2 separate regions of the Homo sapiens genome follow, and region 1 is linked to region 2. Evidence: read pairs that join two places in POLR2A ChIA-PET (ENCODE). Cell type or tissue: HepG2. All regions are shown on one strand.

Region 1 (8,000 bases), 460 kb before region 2:
ATTGCATTGAAAAAGATTATCTTGATTAATAAGGATGTATTTCAGCTGTAATTCTACTTTATATCTTTTAAATAATTGATTCAGGAGTCAGTTTATTGCCAAAATAACATTTTTATTGAACTAAACTTGTAAATTAGTGGAGGAATGAAAAGAAGAAATCACGGAAATATAGAACTCAAATGATAAAATATTATTGGCTTTATGAAAATAAATCTAGAAAATGGATATAAAATATTAAGATATTATTGGCCTTTCTTAAGCAGTTTATCTTTTTTAATGAAAAATCCCTGCCTTTGGGTCTTTTTCAAGCAACACTGCTTATAACAGCTTAGATATTTTACTTTTTTGTGAAAGTTGAGAACTTTTTCTAGTTCTGGTTTATTATTATACTTGGTTTCTAGACTATAACAGATGAGGAGTAAAAAATTAGAAGTGCTACTTGAGAAATGCATTTTGGTAGGGAAAAGAAATGATGTCCAGCATCATGATAGTAAAGGAGGGTTATATTTCTACTGTTAGAAGCAATAATTTATAAACTTAGTTATGAGGCTATTTAGTTTGGGAATCAGTATTCCCAGAGCTGAATCAGTAGTTATAGAATGTTCATTATTAATTGATGATTTTATTAATGATTCTGAATCAGAGAATATTGTTATATTTAACCTATTTCAGAAGGGAAATGAGCGTGTGATTTAGTTTAGAAGGATTTCTATTATAATTTTTTCTTTTAGGTTTTGAGGCCTATGGAAAATTTATGCATTGGCTGCATACCTTGTTTTTCAAGGGAGTCACATGTATAAAGAAGCTTGAGAATAAAGTTCCTGCCTTTTGAGTTTCTAACAGTTGTGGGGCATATTATTGATTGAAAAATTAGGTGATGTTTTAACATTATTTAAACAGATTACCTTAATGTCATTAATTAGCTTCAGAGACCATAGTCCTTGTCACTTTCCTAGAGTACTTAGAAATTGCCTATCCTTTAGTGGAACTCTCTTTTAAACTTCTTGCTTGTTTGACCTTATATTTTATTAGAGAGGCCAAGAGTATTTAAACATTACTTTGCCATGTTCTTTCTCAGATTGTCCTGCCATCCACAGAGTAAATCAGGGGCTCCTCCAGGCATTTTAATTTGTTGAAAACAAAGAAAATTAAACTTTTTATAGATGATTCAGCTTGCATGGTGGAAACCATTTTGTATTGGAGACAGAGAGTGAGTGCTGGGGAGCACTTTCAGTTAAGAATAAGTAGATCAGGGCTACTAGTGCTTGTTTATATGGTGTGAATGTTTCAATTTTAAATTTCGATCATTTGGAGTTTAGAATCTTTAAGAGGATGACTCAGGTACCTCAGCCACTTTTCAAAAAAAAAAAAAAAATACCATAGGCCTAAGGGAACAGTTATACCTTCCTGAGAGTCTTTATAGTTGGACCTATATGAATATGAGAATCTGGGAAATGAAGATGACTTATTAACTTTGCCATCAGAAATATGCACTTATTCATGTCTGCAGTTTTCCATTGCTCAGAATATTATAAGAAACATTTTGTGTTCTTTTATATCCAATAACTGGTAGTAACTAGCTGTATTTGGGAGAGAGGACCCCTTTGTATGATGGTGATGTGAGGTAGTAATGCCATAATGTCTTACTATATATGATCCGTTCTCCCTTTCTTTGTTGTTTGTATAGCCCTATGCTACTTTGGGGAAGTATTATCTGGTTTGATACCTAGAAATTATGTGTCCATCACTCTTGGCATTCTAATAATTTAACATTCTAATAAGAAATTTGATTTGTATGTTAGAATAGTTGTCCTCAGAACTGTCAAAGCTGTAAAAGGAACTTTCTTTGGTTCAGTAATTCTCAGTGATAATGCCTACCATTTTGTAGAAGGATAAAGCTAAAAAGATGGAAAGGGAATCTGCTGTTTTGAGGACCAGGAGAAAGAGTTTGATGGAACAATAAAGGATGACTTGACTGCTGCAGCTTATTCCCAGCTAAGGCTTTGGAGCCTTAGATGTATATCTGCCCTGTTACTCTTATTAGATAGAATGTCATAGGAAAAAGCATGTAAGGGAAAAGAGAGACTGCTTTTGAACTCTTTTATTTCCTTTTAGGTGGTAAATGTCAGAAGTGAATTCCATTAGAGTAAAAACTAAGCTGCCACAGTATAGGAGACTCCATTCCTGTTGTTTAAAGATGACACATGTTTTTTTCTCATGTAACCATACAAAGTAAGACTGTTTAGAGTTTGTAAGTGGTTTTGCCTTAACATATGGCTTCCATCACTAGGTGAAACATGATTACTCTCTAGTTTTACTAGCTAGAGGCAAGGAAGAAAGAACAATGGGAGTGCATATTCTTTCTTTTGAGAGCATGATATGGAAGTGGCACATAGCACTTTGACTCATGGTTTATGTGTGATCATTTAGTCATTGGGACATATTTAGCTGGGAAAGGAAGTCTGGGAAATATATCTAGCTGGATAATCATATGCTTAGCTAAAACTAGAGAATTTTATAAAAGAGAAATGGATATTAATGAATAGCATTTTCTGCTATATAAGGAATTGGGAGAAGTGGTCTCAAAGTACTTCATAATTTGGTACTGAAAACTATTTCTCTTTTAAGATTTAGGTTCAGTTATAGTATAACTGTATATTTTCCATTGAAATGGTATTTTGGGGGTTTTGTGTTCATGATTTGTGGTTGGGGTCCCAGTTATTATAAATATTTATATTTGATAGAATTCTTCCCCTCTCTGCTTGCCGTTGAAAACATTATGATTAGTTTTGCAAGAATTAGAATTTCAAATTTTTAAAACTCAGTGTAGTATTTTTGAACTTTACAGGTTAACTTGCTTAATTCAAAAGGACTGTAGATGAATCGAGTGACAATTGTTTGAATAGTTTATGTTTGCATTATTTTATCCAGATTTTTTTTTCTCTGTTTATAACTGTATGTATAAAATATACATTTTCCATGATGGAAAATATGACTTTTTTTTTTTTTAATTGAGACTAGGGTCTCACTCTGTCACTCCAGCTGGAGTGCAGTGGTGTGATCATGGCTCACTGTAACCTTGACCTCCTGGGCTCAAGGGATCCTCCTGACTCAGCCTCCTAGGTAGCTTGGACTACAGGCACATGCCACCAAACCCAGCTAATTTTGTAATTTTTTTTTTTTTTTTTTTTTGTGGAGATGGGGGTCTTGCCTTGTTGCCCAGGCTGGTCTTGAACTCCTGGGCTCAAGCAATCCTCCCCTCTTGGCCTCCCAAAATGTTGGGATTACAGGTGTGAGCCACTGTGCCTGGCCGAAAATGTGACTTCCAAGGGCCTTGTAATATACACAGGTAAAAAGATTGTGGTTGTAAATTCTCTGCATATAGGCAAAACTTACCTGATTAATAAGTAAGTAGTTAAAAGTAGCTTTCTACAGAATATGACAAGTAAAACAATATATATTTTTGTAGGGTACAGAAAGTGGTGAGAGTGTTGGAAGGAGATCAAGGAGATTTTATGGGAGTTGTATTTTAAGGAATGAATTAGACAGATAATACTAGTAAAGAGAATAAATAGTATGTTCAAAATCTTAGAGCCAGAAAGGAAGGTAGTGTGTTAGGAGAACTCTTAATAGCTCTGTGATACAAATCCTTGGTTTTTGTGAATAAAAGTCATAGTTGCCATGGCACCCACATAGTATGCCTATTAAAGCATGTTGTTGCTCTCAACTGGAAATTCTCTAATTTTTCTTTGCTTTACTTCATATATTTTTTAAAGGCATTTATTCCTTTCCACTTTTATATTTATAGTTATTTGTTTTTTGTGTAGTACTTTATAAGTTTCCTGGGGTTAGGAATCATATCTTATTGATATATCTGACAATTTTTTAAGACAAATCCTTTCTAATAAGGTATGATAAGACCACTATTAAAAGTGTAAGATTGCTTTCCACCATGCCTTGCTTTCCACCATGCCTCCCTTAATATTCAATAAATACTTGCTTATTGAAAGAATAGAATTCCTTCGTTTTAGGTGGAGGTGAAAAAAAAAAGGGAATAAGATATTCTAATTATTTTCTTTTATTTAACTCATTATCCACAGATGTCAGAACTTTTTTTTTTTAATCAAACATGTAATTTACTCAGATGGCAAATACCCACATGATGAATTGTCATGGGAAGATTTGACAGGCACTTTACATATGAAAAATAATAAATAGTTGCTTTTAGGAAAAACAGTTTTCAATGTCATCCATTAAGAACCAGTTGCTTGTTAATAAAAAGTTTCTAAAATATGACTGTGAAGAACCTACGTATGTAAATTAATAAGGGTTTGAGGAAAAGATGGAATGATATAATTATTTTGTATTTTAGGTTTGTATAATCCTCTTCCCCCACCAAACTTACTTTAAATGATTTAAACATTGAAAGATAAAAATAAATAAAAAAATGAAGAAAGAAAAGAAGAACAAAAGAAAAAACAAAAAATTTTCCTAAAATCAGTTAGTTATACAGTGAAGTGGAAAGAACAGTAGTTTTGTATTGGGACCTGGGCAATTAGTGTCTCCTCTCAGTGTTCTTTATCTTTAAAATGTGGTGTTACCACCTACATGGTAGTGTTGTGAGGGTTAAATATGATTAGATATATAAAATGCTTAGCATCTGTGCCTCACACATATCTCTAGCTTTAATCAATTGGTGAATCAATTAGTCAGTCATGAATATTTATTAAGAAGCAACTATGTGCAGGGAGCCCTGCAGTACAGGGAGATTTATGAAAATAATATTCTTGATTTCTGGAGCTAGAATGTAAATGCATTTAAAAAGTAACTTGGAAAGGTCGGTTTCATATTACCACTCATTAGTAAGGTAAATAAGCATTTAAGAAAGTAGTTTACTTGTAAAGGTTTGTGATGGAGACCAGTTTTAGGACTGACTCATTAAAAAACAAACGGGTATTTAAAGGAAAAAACGCCACACGATTACTAAATTCACTAAATTTACAGTAAACATCTTCCTGGTGAAAAAGCAGCCATTTTCTCACATTGATTGTCATATCTGCAAGGTTTGGCAGCATTCATCATTGGCAAAGTTAGGGATGAAGGCATTTATTTTGGGCACTAATTCCACATAGGATTCCTCCTTGCCCTCCTTTAAAAACATCTGCTGGACATGCTTACTCAAAATTGAGACAAAGTATCATTTTTCATCCATAGCCCTTCCTTGAAATCAAGCTCCAGCCTCTTAAGGCACAGATTTGGCCATAAAGTTTGTTAAATGATTTTCCGATTTGGTATATTTTCATGTTTTCTTTAGCCATTTGATTCACATAGGTCTAATGAGGTGTTGATTTAAAATACAGAAATACATCCCTATTGTGTGCTTAACAAAACTATGTCCATTTGATAGGAAGGTAAGAGTTAACCTCTGTATGGATGTTTTGTGAACTGCTATAATTGACTTATTTATTTATTAGCTTGTCTCCACTACCAGAAACCGCATCATCTGACTTAATGAGCTTTCATCTGCAGTACCTATAATTGTAGGGTATCTTGGGGTTCTCTGAGATTCCCACATTTGTCAGTATTCCTGGTTTTTTGGGAAATACTATTCTTTATTCTCTTCAAAGCTTGGAATCTATAAGCTGTGGAAGAGATACTAAATTGATTTCTTGTGAAGATTTAGTAGGCATGATTTCTATATTTAAGATGCAATCCTTGGGAGGCTGAGGCAGGAGAATCGTTTGAATCCGGAAGGCAGAGGTTGCAGTGAGCCAAGATTGCGCCACTACACTCCAGCGTGGGTGACAGAACAAAACTCCATCTCAAAAAAAAGAAAAAAGATGCAATTTTTGTTCCCTGTCATACCTAATTAAAGGAAATTTGTGTTTATTTATTTGTTTGTTTGTTTTTTGAGACACTGTCTTGCTGTGTTGCCCAGGCTGGAATGCAGTGGCATGATCTTGGCTCACTGCAACCTCTACCTCCCAGACTCAGGCAATTCTTGTGCTTCAGCCTTCCGAGTAGCTGGGATTACAGAAATGCACCACCACGCCCTGCTAATTTGTGTATTTTTAGTAGAGACGGGGTTTCACCATGTTGGCCAGGCTAGTCTCGAACTCCTGAGCTCAAGTGATCTGCCTGCTTCGGCCTCCCAAAGTGCTGTGGTTATAGATGTGAGCCACTGAGCCCAGCCCGAAATTCATTTTTAAATTTCACATTTCCAGTGTGGTTACGGTTACAAATTTGATTTATCCAATTTTTTTTTTTTTTTTGAGACGTTGTCTTGCTGTGTCGCCCAGGCTGGAATGCAGTGGCAAGATCTCTGCTCATTGCAAGCTCCGCCTCCCAGGTTCACGCCATTCTCCTGCCTCAGCCTCCCGAGTAGCTGGGACTACAGGCACCAGCCACCATGCCCGGCTAATTGTTTGTATTTTTAGTAGAGACGGGGTTTCACTGTGTTAGCCAGGATGGTCTCGATCTCCTGACCTCGTGAGCCACCGCGCCCGGCCTTTCTTTCTTTCTTTTTTTTTTTGACAGAGTCTCGCTCTGTCACCCACGTTGGAGTGCAATGGCGTGATCTCGGCTCACTCCAGTCTCTGCCTTCTGAGTTCAAGTGATTCTCCTGCCTCAGCCTCCTGAGTAGCTGGGATTACAGGCACCCACCACCACACCAAGCTTATTTTTCTATTTTTAGTAGAGACAGGGTTTCACCATGTTGGTCAGGCTGGTCTCGAGCTCCTGACCTCAAGAGGATCACCTCAGGTGATCCACCTGCCTCAGCCTCCCAAAGTGCTGGGATTACAGGCATAAGCCACCGTGCCTGGTCTGACTTACCCAATTTTATCCTGGTAGGCAGGAGAACAGATTCTTATGGAAACTGTGTAAACTGAGTCATAAAAAGTAAAAAGATTGAGTTATGATACTTTATACAGTATTTAATCATTGGTCTAAGCAGTTTCTGGACAAGACTGAACAATATATTCAGTATTTTTCTTTTTCTTTTTTTTTTTTTTTGAAATGGAATCTTGCTCTGTCGCCCAGGCTGGAGTGCGGTGGCATGATCTTGGCTCACTGCAACCTCTGCCTTCAGGGTTCAAGCGATTCTCCTGCATCAGCCTTCCGAGTGGCTGGTATTACAGGCACATGCCACCACGCCCAGCTAATTTTTGTATTTTAAGTAGAGATGGAGTTTTGCCATGTTGGCCAGGCTGGTCTCCAACTCCCGACCTCAGGTGATCTGCCTGCCTCGGCCTCCCAAAGTGCTGGGATTACAGGCGTGAGTCACCATGCCCGGCCCTATATTCAGTATTTTTCTACAGAATCATTCATAAAATGTTTTTGGTGGCTTCTTTAGCTTATAACCTATATTAAAACCTTTCACAGGATATTTTTCTCCCTGATCTCTGAGGGGGAAAGATATTACTATTTCTATAAAGTATACCTTAAGTTGGGGGTTAGAGATAGATTGAGATGAAAGTATTGTTCTCTTATGACCATTTAAAATAAAATGTTAACCACAATTAAATCATTCATTTAGTCTTAGGTAATTCTTCTTTTTTTGATCTTGTGTTAAGCAGCCTACTTACACAGAATTGACTGGTTTGTACAACATAATCATGAAAATCATGACCCATTCCCTTGATACAGTTATGACAGTTGTTGACTCATGATGTCAACTTTATACCAGGATGCCTGCATCCATGAGTCTCTTCCATGTAAATAGCAATAGTTAAGACGATTTGGTACAGTTACTAATAATCTTTGATATTTATTTAAAAGACTTAATTTATAAGACACAATTCCTCAGGTATGGTGGCAGCAAAAATCTTGACTCACATTTAGTTCTTGAGTGTCATTGCTCCTGTGTGGCTTAGTTGCTCACTATATCTCGTACACAACTGTCATCCTTAGAATTTTGTACACCATTGATATAGTTTGGATTTGTATCCCCACCCAAATCTAATGTTAAATCATAATCCTCTATGTTGGAGGTGGGGCCT
Region 2 (8,000 bases):
TCATTGTTTAATAATGTAATAAAATAAGTTAGAATAGAAACACTAGCATTAACACTGCCTATGAAAAGGGTAACTGTTGTATTTTATGAATATGTGTGTATTTGCATATTTATGTGTGTGTGAACTGATTTATAATGTAAACAGTCATAGTCAAGAAGCTTAAAACTAACGGTAGTTTCTCAGCTATATTTGTTGAAGAATGGATGAATCCCCTGAAACCAGTCTATGGAGAATATTGTCCTGGAATTCTTATTAGAAAACATGGGGAAGGATCCTATTTTTGTCATTTGTAAACTATGAATAATTTTACGCAAATCCCTTAAGCTCTCTGAATCTCAGCATTCACATCAGTACAGCGGAGTCAATAACCTGACTTACAGGGTGATTGTGAAAACTAAACAGATAATGGGTGTCCAAGCGTTTTGTAAACTAAACTGCCAAACAAATATCATTTTATCAGTGTATTATAACCTGATTTTGGTCATCTCTGCCTTAGGGTATAAAGTCTGGAAGAAATACATAATGATTATAACTTTTATTTCATGAAGTCTGAATCTGAATTTTATCAGACTGTTCAGAAGTAAATAGTCCTTAAACAGAAAAAGGTAAAGCTGACGTGCAGTATACCAAGTCTAGTGTTTGAGGCAAATGCTATCTATAGCCTCTTTCTGTCAAAATGCAAGGAGCAAGAGTGTTAATATTGTAGAATATTACCTAGCAAAAACTTAGCACCCGAAAATGAAAAGCGTTATTCCTTCTGCCTCTTCCTTTGTTTCTCTTCTTACTATCAATTTCACTGAAGCACATGCTTGTGCCATTAAACCATTATCCCACTTCCATGTGCAAAGTACTTTCCCAGAGTTTCTCAGTTGTGTTTGAAAGGAGGCAGAGACACCAATGCTATCACAACATTCCCACAAGATGAGTATCACTTCCATTTTATAAATGAAGAAACAGGCTCAGAGGTTAAGTCATTTGCACAAGGTCACCTAGCTACTAACATATACCCAAATCTTTCTGGCTCCAAAGTTTATTCACTTTCCACCATGCCGTGTGGTCTCCCAGATTTATTCAATGACTCATTCTTTCATCCATTTATCTGAGACAGACACTCTACTTCAAGGTCATTGTGATGCCACAAATAGGGTAAACTAATTTTAGATAATTGAAGCCCAGAGTAAAAGAAAACAGGCAAAATAGAAAGCTAATAAAATAAATAATAATAATGATAATAGTATCTTAAAAGTTTTGAGTACTTAACATTTGTCAGATACTATTCTAAGAGATTTTACATGCATTCATTCATTTTCTCCCCACTAGAATCGTACAGGTTTTTAAAAAGTGAAGTTTACATGTAAAACCAGGCTGACTACAAACAATTGCCTATATTTCTCTAGAAACATGTTAAGAATTTTGATTATGTGAAACATTTTAACAAATAAATCCCTGTTCTTTGTGAATCCAATGATATAGAACAGAGCATGTATTTGTGTGTCTACAGATTTTTGGCATAGGTTATTTTGCTGAAAGAAGCAAGATTTAAGGGCAAATAACTAACATTCTGTTAACATATTTTGAGTCTTCCAATGGGCATGAAGACACCTGTTTCTATGGCAACCAGTACAGGTCATGTGAGGGGTGATGGAATAATTAGAGAGGAAAGCTGTTAGTTTAGAATGACAATTTTTCCTTTTGCAAATTTACTTCCTTAAATAGTATAATTCTATTAATTTGATCTCTTGTCTCTCTAAAAGCAACAGATTCCTGGAAACTCTTTAAACTTGAGTTACATGCTAACAGGACTGATTTTAGCATAAATTGAAGGACTGGAGAAGCTATGCTCTTAAATATACTGTCTCTTCTTTGGGAGAATTACAGTATGCTGCTGGGTAATTTTAAAGGTCTTCAAGTGGTCTTTCCAGTATCACGTCTGTCAGATTGAGAGGGAACAGGAGAGAAAACATAATTCACTTGGCTTATAGGGACTTCTGGGGACACAGAATAGCTTGTGGCTCCTGCTCATGAAACAAAACGAAGCTGAAAGAATGAGAAATAGTGTCCAGAGAAGATTACAGTTTCGTGAGGAGTTAGATATCAGTGTTCCAGAACACCATCTGTGAATTCCCTAGGCTGGGGTTAGTGGAGCAGTGAAGTGGGAAATGGTAGCTATCTAGAAAGTTGGGTCTGGGGAGAGTCCACTGATCTTACTTCCTCCCTGTTAAGGATCCCAGATAAGAAAGACACACTACCTCCTTCCTCTTATTGTTCATGTATGGCTCAGTCCAATACTGCTCCAGAATGTTGGGGTAAGTACTACTTATCAGTTAAAATAAATCACTTTAAGGACCTTTCTGATGTTCCTTCGCTTACTGATTGAGAGAAAAACAAAGAAACAAAGAAACAAACAAACAACACTGTAGCGAATAACTGAAAACATTCTGAAGGCAATCAAACTTTTTTTTTTTTTTTGACGGAGTCTCATTCTGTTGCCCAGGCTGGAGTGCAGTGGCGCGATCTTGGCTCACTGCCACCTCTGCCTCCTGGGTTCAAGTGATTCTACTGCCTCAGCCTCCTGAGTAGCTGGGATTACAGGCTCGTGCCACCACTCCTGGCTAATTTTTGTATTTTTAGTAGAGACGGCTTTCACCATGTTGGTCAGGCTGGTCTCGATCTCCTGACCTTGTGATCCACCTGCCTCGACCTCCCAAAGTGCTGAGATTATAGGTGTGAGCCACTGCACCTGGCTGGCAATCAAACATTTTTTAAATCATAAGAGATAGATATTGTGTCCTGTCCAAGACTGTATTCAGTAGTGTCCCTTTATCCTTAGTGGATACATTCCAAGACATTCAGTGGATTCCTGAAACTACAGGTAGTAGTGAACCCTATGTTATTTTCATATGTGTATGTATGTATATACATATATATATATATCATCAATGATAAAGTTTGAAGTGTGGCAGCAAAACTAGCATGAATTTCTTTTTCCTTCTTCACAATTCCACAGGTAGAAGATTCATTTTTACAGTAGATCTTAGCAACCTCAGCATACAATTTTTTCTTTCTTTCTATTAAGTTGAGAACTTTAAACTTTTCATTCAAAGGAGGCGCTTTCTCTTGGGCATATCTGAATCTCCAAGATCACTATTCTTTCACTTTGGGGCCATTATGAAATAAAATGAGGGTCACTTGAAAACAAACACTGCAGTACCGAGACAGCAGATCTGATAACCGAGAGGGCTACTAAGTGACTCACAGTGTAGACTGTGGATGATTCACATCCCAAGAGGGAAGGCACAAGATTTCATCACACCACTCAGAATGGCATACCATTTAAAACTTAGGAATTCTTTATCTCTGGAATTGTCCATTTAATATATTCTGCGGGTAACTGAAACCAGAGAAAGCAAAACCATAGGTAAGGGGGCATTACTGCAATTTTTTGCCCTCAACTAAATGACTGTGATGCTAACTAGCCAATGGCAGATGAGGCTTAGGTAGGTCAGGTAGAACCAGAGGATGGACCAGCCTTCTCTGCAACCCTTAGTCAGAGTCTGGGATCAAAGGAAGAAAGGCATCCCTGCAATGTGAGCTTATTCCTCTCCTTCTTTTACCTTCCCAGATAGTTTCGTAGCTGTGGAGGGTGAGAAAATGCTCCAATTCCAGCTCTTGGCTGATTATATGATGCCTCTGACCTATCTCTTCCCTCTTCACTTCAATTTATAAAGAAAATATTAAGTTGAGAACTTTAAACTTTTCATTCAAAGGAGGCACTTTCTCTTGGGCATATCTGAATCACCAAGATCACTATTCTTGCACTTTGGGGCCATTATGAAATAAAATGAGGGTCACTTGAAAACAAACACTGCAATACCGAGACAGCAGATCTGATCACTGAGAGGGCTACTAAGTGACTCACAGTGTAGACTGTGGATCCCCCAAACAACGGGATGATTCACATCATGACCAGTGGTATTTTTATTCTGCCGTTTACAAGCTTTTCTGCATGGCCACACAAGCTTCTAATTGATAAATTTCTGGGAAAAATTTAGTTACGGTAACTCACATTGCAAGTGACCATGTTGATCATTTACATTGTGACAACAGCTTACTTTTGACTAGGGGTTGAAGCTTCTAGAATATCTTCCCTTCTTCAAATATTGGAACTGTTTTTAATTAATTGTGTTAGATGGTCATGTAGTCTAAGGCTCAGATTGCTTAGAGGTATATTCACCATCATTCATTCACTCATTCAACAAAATAGGCTGGGCACTTCTATGTGCCAGAGGACTGAAGTTAGTAATAGCTAACACTAATTTACCATTATTATATGCTATAGAATATATAAATAATTTTATTTATTTATTTTTCTTTTAAGATGGAGTCTCACTCTATCGCCCAGGCTGGAGTGCAGTGGCATGATTTCAGCTTACTGAAACCTCCGCCTCCTGGATTCAAGCGATTCTCCTACCTCAGCCTCCTCAGTAGCTGGGACTGCATGTATGTGCCATGATACCTGGCTACTTTTTGTATCTTTTTGTAGAGACGAGGTTTCACCATGTTGGCCAGGCTGGTCTCAAACTCCTGGCCTCAATTGATCCACCCACCTCGGCCTCCCAAAATGCTGGGATTACGGGTGTGAGCCACCGCACTTGGCCAATAATTTTACATTTTATTTCATTTTCACAAAAGTCTTCTGAGGTTCTGTTACGATAATTATTAGGTAGATGAAAAAAGAGTTTAAGCAACTTGACCAAGAACACATAGCTATTAAGTGGTACAGTGGGATATAAATTCAAACAGAGTGGGTCTGGGCTCAAACTGCCTGCCTGCCTAGTTCTCAAATACTAGTTCCTCAAATACTAGTCGAGTTCCTGCCCCCAGGGAGCTTATAGAGCGACACAAGATTATTGATTCCCTTAAGTGTGATTGGTGATTCCAAATATTTCATTAAGACCAACCGAACTGTCAGAATTTAGTGATCTATGTGGCTACCCCAGCTAAACCTTAACTCAAAACTAAGTTAAAGTTGCATTTGGGTAGTTTCGCCATAGGAAAGCAAAGATCATTAATTTGGGTGGGGGTGTCCTGAAATATTTTTCTTTGAGGTTTATAGAGTGGCAGAATGTGAGTAATGGTTTATATTATATACTCCTTTCCCTCAGTTTCCCACTCAATGCTTAATATAAATCTTCTGTAATTTTTCATTGAATATATTTTACTGTGCTTACTATCCTAGTGAAGAATTATATGTTCCAAATTCATGATGAGAATGAAGTAATCATATCCTAGTCAGGTGTAGTTCCAAAGAATCCTGGAACCTGGCTATGAATGTTTTCATTTATTATCAAAATCTCACTGTTTTCTTCATATTCTACTATAGTTTTTCATCCTCTACAAACACTAATCTCCTGTGTCTGTGGGGCAGATACTCATTTCACTCGTTTTGCTGCCATGTTTCCAAGGTGACATGTGAGGAGATGAAAGTATTGATAGGTCTCCTCTCCCTGGTCTGTATTTATGGCTAGGACAGAGTGAGCAGATTCTAGACCTCAGTGTGGATGCCAGTTTGAACACTTTTGCAACACTACTGCCCTGAAATGTTGAGAAATGCTGAGAGCCTGAATTATAAATCATAGCAATAATGATAAAGCGAAGACAAATTTGGGGATATATTGAAGGTAGACCCTGCAACTGGGTTCCAGCTGACTGTGAGTGTGAATAAATTTACATATGAACAGTCTTTTTTTTTTTTTTTCTGAATCAAAAAGGGCACAGGATTTGCTACACAACTACCCCTCCATGAAATGGCTAGGTGGCAACATAAAATTCAATCAGCCATGTTTTTCTTAAAAAAAGTTTAACTTTTTTTTGTATTTTGATATCTCTAAATTTTCCTGCTTCAGTTCATTTTTCACAGTGTCATCAGAGCCCTTTCTAAGATGTTGACCAAATTGATTTCTACTCCTTAAAAACTTCTAATTACTTCTTATTACCTACAGCATAAAATTAAAAGGTCCTTAGCATGAAATACAAGACCTTTTATAATGAAGCCCCATCAGAATTCTCCTACCTGGATAAATCCCCTCCTCCCTTCCTACTCCTATTCTTTTCCCATATCCTACACATCCTACACACCAGCCATCCAGAATTTCAGAGTCCCTGAAGACACCAGGCTGTTTGAAATCCTTGTGATTAACATATGCTGTGTCTTAGTCTGTTTTCTGTTGCAATAACAGAGTATCACAGACTGCGTAATCTGTAAAGAAAATAAATTTATTTCTCACAATTCTGGAGGATGGGAAGTCCAAGAGCATGGCTCCAGCATCTGGTGAGGGCCTTTATGCTATACCATAGCATGGTGGAAGAGAAGTTGGTACACAAGACAGAGAGAGGCTCCAGTGATCAGATTCTCTTTACAATGACACACTCTCACAATAACTAACCTGCTCACATGACAACAACATTAATCCATTTATCCAATCATCTCTTATTAGGAAAGGTCCAATCAACTCTTATTAGAGCCCATTTCATACCACTGTTGCATTGGAGATTAAGCTTCCAACACAGGAACTTATTGGAAGACACATTCAAACCACAGCAAGGTATTCTTTGCTTAAAATGACTTTTCTTTCATTGAAAACCCCCATTCTCACGACAAGTTCCATATGGCTATTATGAAGCCTTCCTCACTTTTCCTGGAGAGAATGAGTAGCTCCCTGCACTGAGCAGCCACAGCTGTTTGCTTAAATATTTGGTATATCACTTAGTACTTTTGAGTGTATACATTTGTTCATATTTCCATTTCTCGTTAGACTAAAAATCCTCCTAGGTTATAATTTTGCTTTATTCATTCTGTATTTCCAGGGCCCCCATCACAATAGAAGATGATTAATGAACAGAAAATTAATGAATAAATATCTTGCCTCTTGCTTTACTTTTAGAACTCCTTATCCATGTAATGACAATGAGAAAAGCAATGAGTTTGAGGGAGAAGGTAAAAGTGCTATCTTTATGCTCCACCTTCCAGTCAAGCTTTACTCTGTCTGTCTGCAATTTTTTACATAATAATTTCACTGCAGAACTTATTGTCCTGGAGGTAATGGAGTAGGAAGAAAAGAGAAGTCAATAAATAAAGTGGATTTTCTCTAATCTATCAGTTCCATCATTACCGAAGGCTAGTTTTCATGTTTTTGATCTTTCCCCAAAAACCCACTGAGAAAAAATAACTTTTATAAAAGAGCAGTGGTCTGTGATCCTGAGTGGCCTCAATTTAGATAAAGAATACCTTTTAGCAGCTGACAGTTATATGTGCTCAGGTTCCCAGTTGACCTCAACTGCAACCAGTCTCCTCTTGGGTGGTAGCTCATATTTATAACTTTAAACAGCTCATAGGGAGGGATCAAGACTTCCTTCTTGAGGGAGAAGTACTGTACAGGTGCACCCAGGCAGGTGAATATGGTAAATAGTGTCTGGTTCCCAAACTCCTGTGCCTCTTCTTTCAGGAGGGATGTGGAGAGGAATTGGCCAAATCGAATGGTGGCCCCTGTGTAGGCATTAAAGTGGACATCCTTCGTCCTATAATGCACCTCATAGCACAGAGTGCCATTCTCCATGATGCTGTCTTTCCTCAGCAGCTGGATTGCTGAGGTGAGGTAGTAGTGTAAATATTTGAAGTGGAATGAACGTTCATACTGCTGTGGAGTCCTGGCAACAGAGGCCATGGCTCTAGTAAAGTCAGAATGAACATTGCTGTTCAATGTATAAAACAAAATAGCCACAGCGTGTGTGGTAGTCATGTTCTGGGGTAGAACTTTTCCTTGGTTAAGCCAGGCTAAGTGGGCTTTTTGCCACATCCTAAAATAATTCTTCTGGGCTTCTATGTCTTTTGTGAAATAATCCCCTTGAGTTAGTTTCTCCATAACCTGTTTGCTACAGCCTTGGTACTGATCATCAAAAGAACCTGGTGCGAAGTCGAAGTCGATTTTAATTGCAACCTG

The links. ChIA-PET counts read pairs that join two places held together with the same protein. Peaks named below come from ENCODE experiments on the same cell type or tissue, not always from the same donor. Only the 100,000 strongest peaks of a DNase experiment are listed, where the experiment ranks them.
Region 1: POLR2A ChIA-PET joins it to region 2 with 10 read pairs; 2 of 35 experiments call an interaction of 5 or more read pairs at or near these places.

What each region holds. Positions count from the first base shown.
Region 1 is chr12:14,371,102-14,379,101 of GRCh38, forward strand. All of the region lies in intron 1 of ATF7IP (activating transcription factor 7 interacting protein), which reads left to right. Among named protein-coding and RNA genes, the nearest start is that of ATF7IP, 9.4 kb to the left of the region's middle. In HepG2, no CTCF peak of the experiment used is centred here; no DNase peak of the experiment used is centred here.
Region 2 is chr12:14,833,157-14,841,156 of GRCh38, forward strand. ART4 (ADP-ribosyltransferase 4 (inactive) (Dombrock blood group)) reads right to left here. Exons shown (of 3, transcript NM_021071.4): 2 at 7,289-7,997. Among named protein-coding and RNA genes, the nearest start is that of ART4, 6.4 kb to the right of the region's middle. In HepG2, no CTCF peak of the experiment used is centred here; DNase peaks (open chromatin) are centred at 3,265, 3,555, 3,905, 7,675 and 1 weaker place; H3K4me3 peaks cover 376 bases.